Regions from separate parts of the Homo sapiens genome. Here regions 1 and 2 are each linked to region 3. A link is a contact called in ENCODE Hi-C data. All regions are on one chromosome and are shown on one strand. Each heading gives the region's core, a stretch centred on a gene start or an enhancer-like site at or near the end of the contact. The rest is flanking DNA. Distances are from core to core; before and after follow the strand shown.

Evidence for each region. Hi-C counts contacts between places; a loop is a spot of excess contacts on that map. Pooled maps may share reads with other maps.
Region 1: a map of natural killer cell shows a loop between it and region 3 (4-fold over the local background). The contact joins two enhancer-like sites. A Hi-C loop is called at or near these places in 1 of 168 maps with a recorded cell type or tissue (natural killer cell), 2 of 37 single-sample maps with no recorded cell type and 4 of 50 pooled maps.
Region 2: a pooled map shows a loop between it and region 3 (15-fold over the local background). The contact joins two enhancer-like sites. A Hi-C loop is called at or near these places in 3 of 37 single-sample maps with no recorded cell type and 4 of 50 pooled maps.

The regions. Positions count from the first base shown.
Region 1 is chr18:44,506,447-44,509,146 of GRCh38, forward strand. The region is part of intron 2 of LINC01478 (long intergenic non-protein coding RNA 1478); the gene reads right to left. Among named protein-coding and RNA genes, the nearest start is that of LINC01478, 24 kb to the right of the region's middle. Within about 2 kb of position 1,450, at least 9 of the 41 ENCODE cell types and tissues checked have a DNase peak (open chromatin) inside an H3K27ac peak, as active enhancers do.
Region 2 is chr18:45,686,566-45,689,265 of GRCh38, forward strand. The region is part of intron 7 of LOC105372093 (a long non-coding RNA gene); the gene reads right to left. Among named protein-coding and RNA genes, the nearest start is that of SLC14A1, 36 kb to the right of the region's middle. Within about 2 kb of position 1,251, at least 10 of the 41 ENCODE cell types and tissues checked have a DNase peak (open chromatin) inside an H3K27ac peak, as active enhancers do.
Region 3 is chr18:45,104,980-45,107,855 of GRCh38, forward strand. All of the region lies in intron 3 of LOC105372091 (a long non-coding RNA gene), which reads right to left. Among named protein-coding and RNA genes, the nearest start is that of MIR4319, 140 kb to the left of the region's middle. Within about 2 kb of position 1,477, at least 4 of the 41 ENCODE cell types and tissues checked have a DNase peak (open chromatin) inside an H3K27ac peak, as active enhancers do.

The sequences.
Region 1 (2,700 bases), core at 200-2,699, 600 kb before region 3:
ATCTGCTCTGGCTGATCCAAGGGCCCAGATGATTTTCCTTTTTCCTTCATGATCATCCCAACTGAAGAGAATGACAGAGCAGCAGGAGGAGATTATCATACTTGGCTGATGTGGCTCCTTCACACTAGAAGGGGTAAAGGGAACAGCTGGTGCCTCTGTAGAGGTTTGAAGATGGGTTTTCATTGCTTGTTGCCATCAGGAGTGACCAAGGAATGATGACTGACTCATGACCCTCCATCTGGGGCCTCGGAGCCCAGCACCTGATTTGATTACCACATTGCATTTATCTTGCCAAGATATGTCAAGGGGACAGTTTTTGGAAAAAAAATATGTATTAAGCAAAAACTGTACACCCAATATACCTCATCTTTACACTCAATACCCTTCCCTTAGTCATTTTCCTCACTACTCAACTTTGTATCTAGTCCTATTCCTGTGTCCTAAAATAAATGTTCATTTATAATAAGATATTTGCATATCCAGTGAGAAAGGCTTTCTTATCAAAAGAGGTTTTAGAATAAACTAAGTGGTAACTATGATTGCAAACTAGGTAGGCTGTTGACATATTGAATTAGGAGACCTTCTAAGATCCCACCACATAAACAAAATTTTCTTATTCAGTATGACCCTGAATGATTTCACAAACCAGAACTACCCATGGCCTGAATCCATTACCTACCCATACCTTATTTTTAATGTATTTAGGAAATATAAATTAAAGCTACATTGATTTTTTTTATAAAAATTTAATTTGAAAAACTGGCATTATGAATGCAGTGCTGAAAAACAATTTATATTCCTAGTTGCTACTCAGACAACTACTTCCACTCAATACCACTGGAATGAGACAGGTGGGCAACATCAATCTTCTCCCCTGGAACTAGTAGATATTAACCAACCTCTAGAGGCAGAAAGGGGCTCCAAAATTTGCTAATAGAAGGGTAAAGCTTAACTGAGATAGAAAGCTGGCTAGATACTGAGCCTTCAGCAAAGAAGATGGGGGCAATGATACAGAGGGAAATTTTCGTTGTGGGATGTAAGATCAGAAATGATGAATGGTCAAAGAACTTTTGCCAAAATGGCCTAGACCCTAAACACATTATTTTCTCTATTTTTCTCCATAGTAAATTTAAGCACTTGATTAGTGTCTCATCAACAATATCATATCACAATTCACCAGTGGGTTACTACAGAGGTTGTCTGATATGATATCTCAGGAAATAGTGATGTAATACTGAGTTTCTATGACTCCCTTTTATTAATGACTGACTTCTCATCTCATGGTTTGTATATTGAGCATCATGGGTATTGTTAACTGTCCCTGGAACCTGATCTTCACACGGAGTCAGAATATGTGCTCTCTGAGAAGGTTAATCACACAAACGCTCTTTGACTTCTTTCTCATGAATGCCACATCCTCCTCAGAACCAAGCCCACGACTGACTGACAAGCCCAATGGAGAAAGAGCAGAAAACAGGAAAACATGTATTACACATTGCCCTGCATTCATCAGACTGCCCTTCAGAAAGGGGAAATAACAAAGAGTGAATGGTGGGAAGTCATTTTATCTGCTAGAAAAATATGCCCTGTTCCCTACTCAAAAAACAAGTGGTTGTGAAGCAACCGCATTATTTAAAGCTACAAGGCAAACAGGAAGAGGCAAACCAAACAGGCAGACCCTGAGAACTTCCCGCAAGTGCTCCCCTCAGCTGGGCTGGTTTGCAGTCTGATGGGCATGCTGACAGGCTCCAGTGGTTGCTGTGAACCCAGAGCATTCTTGACGAGAAAGGAAAGAGGAAAAGAAAGTGCCAGTTCCTCTTTAGCAAGCTATTTGGAAAACATTTGCTAATTCAAAGGAATAATAATGATTTCTAGAACCAACAACCATTAGTGTAAGCATTAACATCTGAGAAAGAAACCCAATGCTAAAATGCAAGCTTGAAGAGTAAGGAATTGCCCAAGAATAGGAGGTAGAAGAAAGTTGTCTACAAAACCCAGAAGAAAGGTGGTGCTTAAAATTAATTGACAACACAAGTGACTATACTGGCCAAAGAATGATCATTGGAACTTTAAAAGTTTACAGGTTGGGCTCAATGAGTCCCCAGTTTTGAAATATTTGATATGAGCGGACAGATATTCCAGGAACTGTGTGGGATGACACTCTTGGCCTCAGCTCCCCATTTTAGCCACATTTGAAATACCTAGAACTATATCTCAAGATAGCCTCTGAGCTAAGTTGTTATTTTGTTGCTTCACAACTCAACCTCAGTTCTGAGAACAGAAGTAGATAAATGTTGTGGCCACAAAGCAATTCAGGTATTATTCTTAATCCTTACCATGGTCTAAGAGTTAAGCGTCAATGTCATCATCTTACAAACGAGGGTACTGACACTTGGATAATTGTCCCACCATCAGAGAGTCAGTTACAGCGAAGTCCATCTGATGATATACCCCCTCTTTCTTCTGTACCATGGGATAAAACACATTTAGGGGACAGTAGAGAGATGATGCCCCTAAATCATCATTTCTCATGGCAAAGAAACAGAATTTTCTTTGGGCCAGAGTGAGCAGTCACAGGGGACAAGTCCTACCCTTGGACATAATGAGAAGTTTGAGTCTGCAGCACTCACAGATCCTAGAGATTCACCAAGAGGTGGGAGCCAAAGACCCTTGCTTTCCAGAGATGGATTACATAGAAAA
Region 2 (2,700 bases), core at 1-2,500, 580 kb after region 3:
TGCACAGGTTCTTACTCTTGGTTAGATCAGGATCCTCTGATTCTGATGCCAGGCCCTACCTCAGGCCAATTAAGCCAGCAATGGGCCTGGGCACAGGTAATTTTTTTAAAGCTCCTGGGGTGATTCTAACATGCAGCTGGGGCAGGAAAACAACGGTGCTGCCTATTTCTTGGACCCCAACTGTTTCTAATTTGAGTCACTCTTCAGCACTCCGTTAAACCCCAGTCCCCATCCTCAGTTCCCAGGTGGGTTTGCATAAGGGGTAGTAGACCTGCCAGGAGATGCAGTGAGAAGCACTGAGCACTGAGGCAGGAGGAGCACAGACAGCACAGAGAATCCTCTAAAGTGAAGTTTCTCTCTTTCTCACTGTTGTTGGGGACTCACCCTGCACCACAAAGAAGACTAGATAAAGAAAACCACTAACCAGTAACATCCGGCTCAGTAGGCTGAGCACAAAAGCAAGGTTTTGCTTTGGCCCTAGACCTAGAAGCCTGCTGAGTGAGCGCCTTGGCCCTAGAAAAGAGGAGCAGGGGGTTGTCCGGAGCCCCTCCGACCACGCTGCTCTCAGTCAGGCACCACAGACACAGGCAGAGCTGGCTAGAGGTCAGAGGCATGGCCCCAGTGAGAAGCAGCAGCTGTGCCCTGTGAGCAGGTAGGATGGGGTTAAGGGCTGGCCTGGAATGGGGGCAGAAGGTGGAAGTTGGGAAATGGTGATGACAGCAGTTATTGCAAGGGGGCAAGCCAATGGGCAGGCAGTGGGCGTAGAAAAGCAGCTCCACTGAGACAGCCATGCAGGGAGCCCTGTGCAGGCAGACAGCTGTGGTCAGGGGTTAAAGAGGTGGAGAAAAGCAGAACATGGAGCCATGTAGAGAGCAGGTGCTGGCGGCCAGCTGGTACTGTAACAGGAAGAGTGCAAAAAAAAAAAAAAAATAGCAGTTTTTGCCATGGGGTGAGGCTCCACCCCTCTTTGAACTGTCTGGTGGGGCCAGGGCTGGGGCTGGGAGAGGGATGGGGTGGCTTTCACTCCTCTCCCCAGTGCTTGCTTCTTGATGGGTCAGTCTGGGTCACTAGGGTCCACCTGTCTCTTACGGCATGGCCTGAGCAGTAGTTTCAAGGGGTGTCATGGGGCGGGGAGGTGGGCAAGTCGGGCAGCAGAGCATTACAAACCCTGGGGCCCAGGCAACAGCCCAGACTAGCTCTATCAGAACCTTAGGGGCGGCCCAGGCCGGGGTGGTTGCCAAAGCTCCCCAGGGGGCCCCATCAGTAGAAGGTGTGGGGGCTGCTCGGTGCTGTGCTGTGCTGCTCTGTGCAGGGCTGCAGGGAGAAGATTCTCTAGAGAGCTCTCAAGTGGGAGGAGCCCCAGGCAGCATGATTTTGTCAAATGGAGATTGTCTCTGTCCCTGAGGTCAGAGGAGGGCTGTAACCATACAGTTCTTAACCTCTGGATTTGGACAAATGTAAGCTGTGTTCCTGGCCCCTCTAAAGACCTGTGAATCCTATTCTGCTCATCTGTGTGTAGTTCTTGTTTTTAAGCTTCCAGAGAGACACTGATTCCTAGCTAGTTTCTAACCCTAGCATACAGCAAGATGGAAAGCTCAGGACACAAGATTAAAGTGACAGCCTGGAGGGCAGGACAGGGAGTCTGGGCTGTGGCTGGAGCACCCATCACCATTCCTGGGCCACAAGCCGCCTTCAGGGACTGGCTTCCTGTTCTCCCAGGCCCCGCTGTGGCTCCTTGGCCTTAGCCCCAGGTTCTCAACATGAACAGACTGTGAACTCCTTGTGAACAGCGATGAGTTTTGTACATTCCCCTAACTGGGGCCTCTCTCCCGCAGTGAATGAGTAAGTGACAGACACAGTTATACTAAAGTTATAAGTTATGTCCAGCAAAAGAGAGGCATTGCCTTCTCTGTTGTCATCTGTCCTCCCATCAGTGTCTTGCAAGTCTTAATAGCTTTTGAACAAATGAATCATATTTACATTTTGTACTGGGCCCCATGAATTACGTAGCTGGTCCTGTGCTGAGCTCTTGGTGGCAACTGGAGCTTGCTCTCCCATGGCTGCAGCATCAAAGATCCCCCTGGGCTAGTTCTCTGCTTTCAAACTCCTTCCTCACCCATGACAGCATGAGACAGCAACACAACACCCCAATATACACAGAGCCTCACTTGTGGGGTACTCACTTGACAAGCACCCCAGGGAGCAAAGGAAGTGCAGAGAGAGGTGGCACCTTCTATCCTGAAGACCCAGCACACCCAGGCTCCATGGTGCAGGGACTGGAACAAACCAGGAAGGCACCCCACAACCAAAATATTTGTAGATTTTCCAGCTGGAGCAAAGGAAAGACCCAGACAGATCCCTACTCATAATCAGCTCATGAAACGCCCTACTGGAGAAAGGCAGAAAGAGTAGCTGGCTTTTTCCCCATCCCTGCATACTCCCCTGGGTGCTCTTTGAATCAATGTTTAGCCGGATTTCACCCAATCATGAGCGTGTGAGTGGGGAGCACCCCCATGACTTGGCTTCCTGCCCAACACATCACACCACAACCTGTGAATAACTCATCTTCCCCAACACATTATAACCTCTGAGGGGCCAGATTATGTATTTTCATGGCCCCCATTCCAGGCCTGGCACGTGGATACATATTTACTGACAGATGGACCCCTACTTCAGCATCCCTGTAAGCCTGGAATTAAT
Region 3 (2,876 bases), core at 227-2,726:
TACCAATACAAATTCCCTGCTCTTGAAAAAGACTGGTAAAAAAGGATAAAGATGTGGATGAAGAAGAGGATCTGGCCTCTCCAGGGGGACTAAGCAGAATTCATAAGAATGCCAAACTTTTCAACTGAGGCTTTAATCATTATCCATCCATCCACCCATGCATTTAACATCTATGGGACATCTACTATGCCAGAAACTGTGCTTTGGATAAAGGATGAAGAAACCACAGCCTGTGTCTTCAAGCTTCTAGTTATGAGCATCCACCAAGAAGTTACCATAGGTGATCTTGTCAGATGGCAAGAAGCCATCTGAATTCAGAGCAAGGAATTAGGGATGAAACCAGAGAAGGCCTGAGTAGTCATGGATACAAGAACATCTATCTCCCTCAATACTTTTGTGAAATTACCAGTTTTCTGAGTCTTTTCCCTTTACTTGTAATAACACTAGTCAAAGGTTGATTGCCTGATTTATTCCTTTTGGTTCCTTCCTCTGAAGGTAAGGATTCTGCTTAAGGAATGTCTAGCAATTAGTAAATACCTACAGCATAGGACTCATGTCTTCTAGAATGCCAAGCTTATTGCTAAATACATGTATAACTAATAGGTGCCTGTCTGGCCTGTTGTAGCTTTGGTATAATCTTCACTAGGTTCCATGAATACTGAGTAAGAACAGGACACTGGCAAAAATGGCAGTCATTTCTTTACTGCTGTTTCTTCTTCATTCACACCACCTTCTAGAGAACCTCCTCTTTGAAATGTAACCCCAAGTACCAGAAGCTCCCCAAGCCATGCCATGGCTAACTACACCAGATGAAGCTCAGGAAATCCATGTCTCTTTTCAGAATTAAAAAGGAACTCCTAGATTAAGTAGATTAAATTAATGAGTGTCAGTGCTTTAACTAGAAACCTATATAGATTCAAAGGGTGTGGCCACTTTTGGGTACTGCTCTGATTTACGTGATGAGTGCACGAGTAGAGAAGCTCATCTGTGACAGAAAAATGAAGCAGAGATGAGAAATTCTTAGTATCTCCCAACTCTGCAGGTCCTATGATACCCCATTATGTAGCCATTGGGTTCTATGAGTTATATATTTACATGTATAACTTCTTTCTAATATTTAAACTAGTTTGAATAGACTTTTAGTGCTCATAACCAAAGGATAGCTGACTAAGGAGAATAAAGGTCTAGGTTCTTACTAGGAATTTATCAGGATAAAAGGCTAGATACAGAAGGAATATGGACTGTGGAGGTCAGAAAGCACCAGTCTGTGATAATCCAATAATCTTACAGAAATAGGAGAAGAAAGATATCAAACCAACATCAACTTTTGCCTGTTTTAGATTAAAAAAAAATCTGAAGCATTTGGTCTGTTTCTGCTTTCCTGATGATCTATCTGATGTGAAAATCTTGCATTGTCTTTATCTACAGCTGTTCCAGCTAGTTGGTATGGAGACATTGTGGCTTTACCACTGCAGCAGCACTGCCCAGTAGAACTTCCTGTGATGACAAAAATGTTCTATATCTGTCCAACACAAAAGCCACAAGTCACATGTGGCTGTGGAGCACTTGCAATGTGACTAGTGTGACTAAGAAACTGAAAATTTAATTTATTTTTAATTAACATAAATGTAAATAGAAAGAGTCACATGTGGCACTCTCGTAGCTACTGTATTGGCTAGAGTGGCTCTAGTATATGCTGCCAAATCCCACAACTGTTATCTCAGTGCTACAACCCACTTCAACAGCCGCCCAGCAGTTCCTCTCTTCTCTCTGTTGTTTCATTATATGGCCAGTCTTCACAAAGCTATGGGAGAGATCTTCAAAAATACAAATCAGCTTAGGAAACCCTCCTGTTGATATCCCTCCTGTGATTTATCTTTACATTTGTAATAAAATCTAAACTTCTCCTGCAGCCTGAAGGTCCTACCTGATCTGACGCTTGCCTACCTATTTCGCTGTATCTTCTTCCAATCCTCCTACCACTCTGTCCCATATTCACCACACTCCAGCCTCACTGGCCTTCCTTCTGTGCCCTGGACACACAAAGGACACCATCAGCTCAGGACTTTGATTTCGTCTCTTTTAAACTTAGAATATTTTCTCCCAGATCTCGCTGTAGCTGGCTGTTCCTTGTCATTTAGATCTCAGTTTGTGTATCAGTTTCTAAGATAATTCTTTCCTGGCCACCCTGCCTAAAGCAGCTTCCACAATGGGTCCTTCTTCTTAAAATGTATTTATTTTCGTTCTGTTTCATTTTCTTCATAGGACTTAGCACTTTCTGAAATCATCTCATGTATATCTATCATATTATATCATATTATATCTTTATCCACTTACCCATCTACTCATCTATATTCATCCATCCATCCATCCATCCGTCTTCTAGTGCTCATAACCAAAGGATAGCTGACTAACATAAGGAGAATAAAGGTCTAGATTCTTATTTTTTATCATCCATCTTATCTTTTACCATCTACCTTTTACCTCTGTATCCCTTCACAAAAAGGTAAGCCCATAACAAAAGAGGATTGGTTTGACTTAGTCACTATTGTAGCCTAAGAGCCTGGAACACTGCCTGGAATGCAGTAAGTGCGCAACAAATATTTTCTGATAGATAGACTGACTCACTGAATAACTACTTATTCATAGTTTGGAACCCTTGGCTGAGGCTCTTGCAAGGACTCCTTCTCACACAGCACTGGATCCACCAGAAAGGTACTGATATGTCAAAAACTGAGCTCTGACCTTTCCCCAAAAACTGACTCCTCTGCAGTTCTCTCTGTCTTGATTAGTGATAGCACCATTCTGGTACTGATTCATGCCAAATACCTCAGTGTCATCACTGACTCCTCACTTTCTCTTACCCCACATCCTAT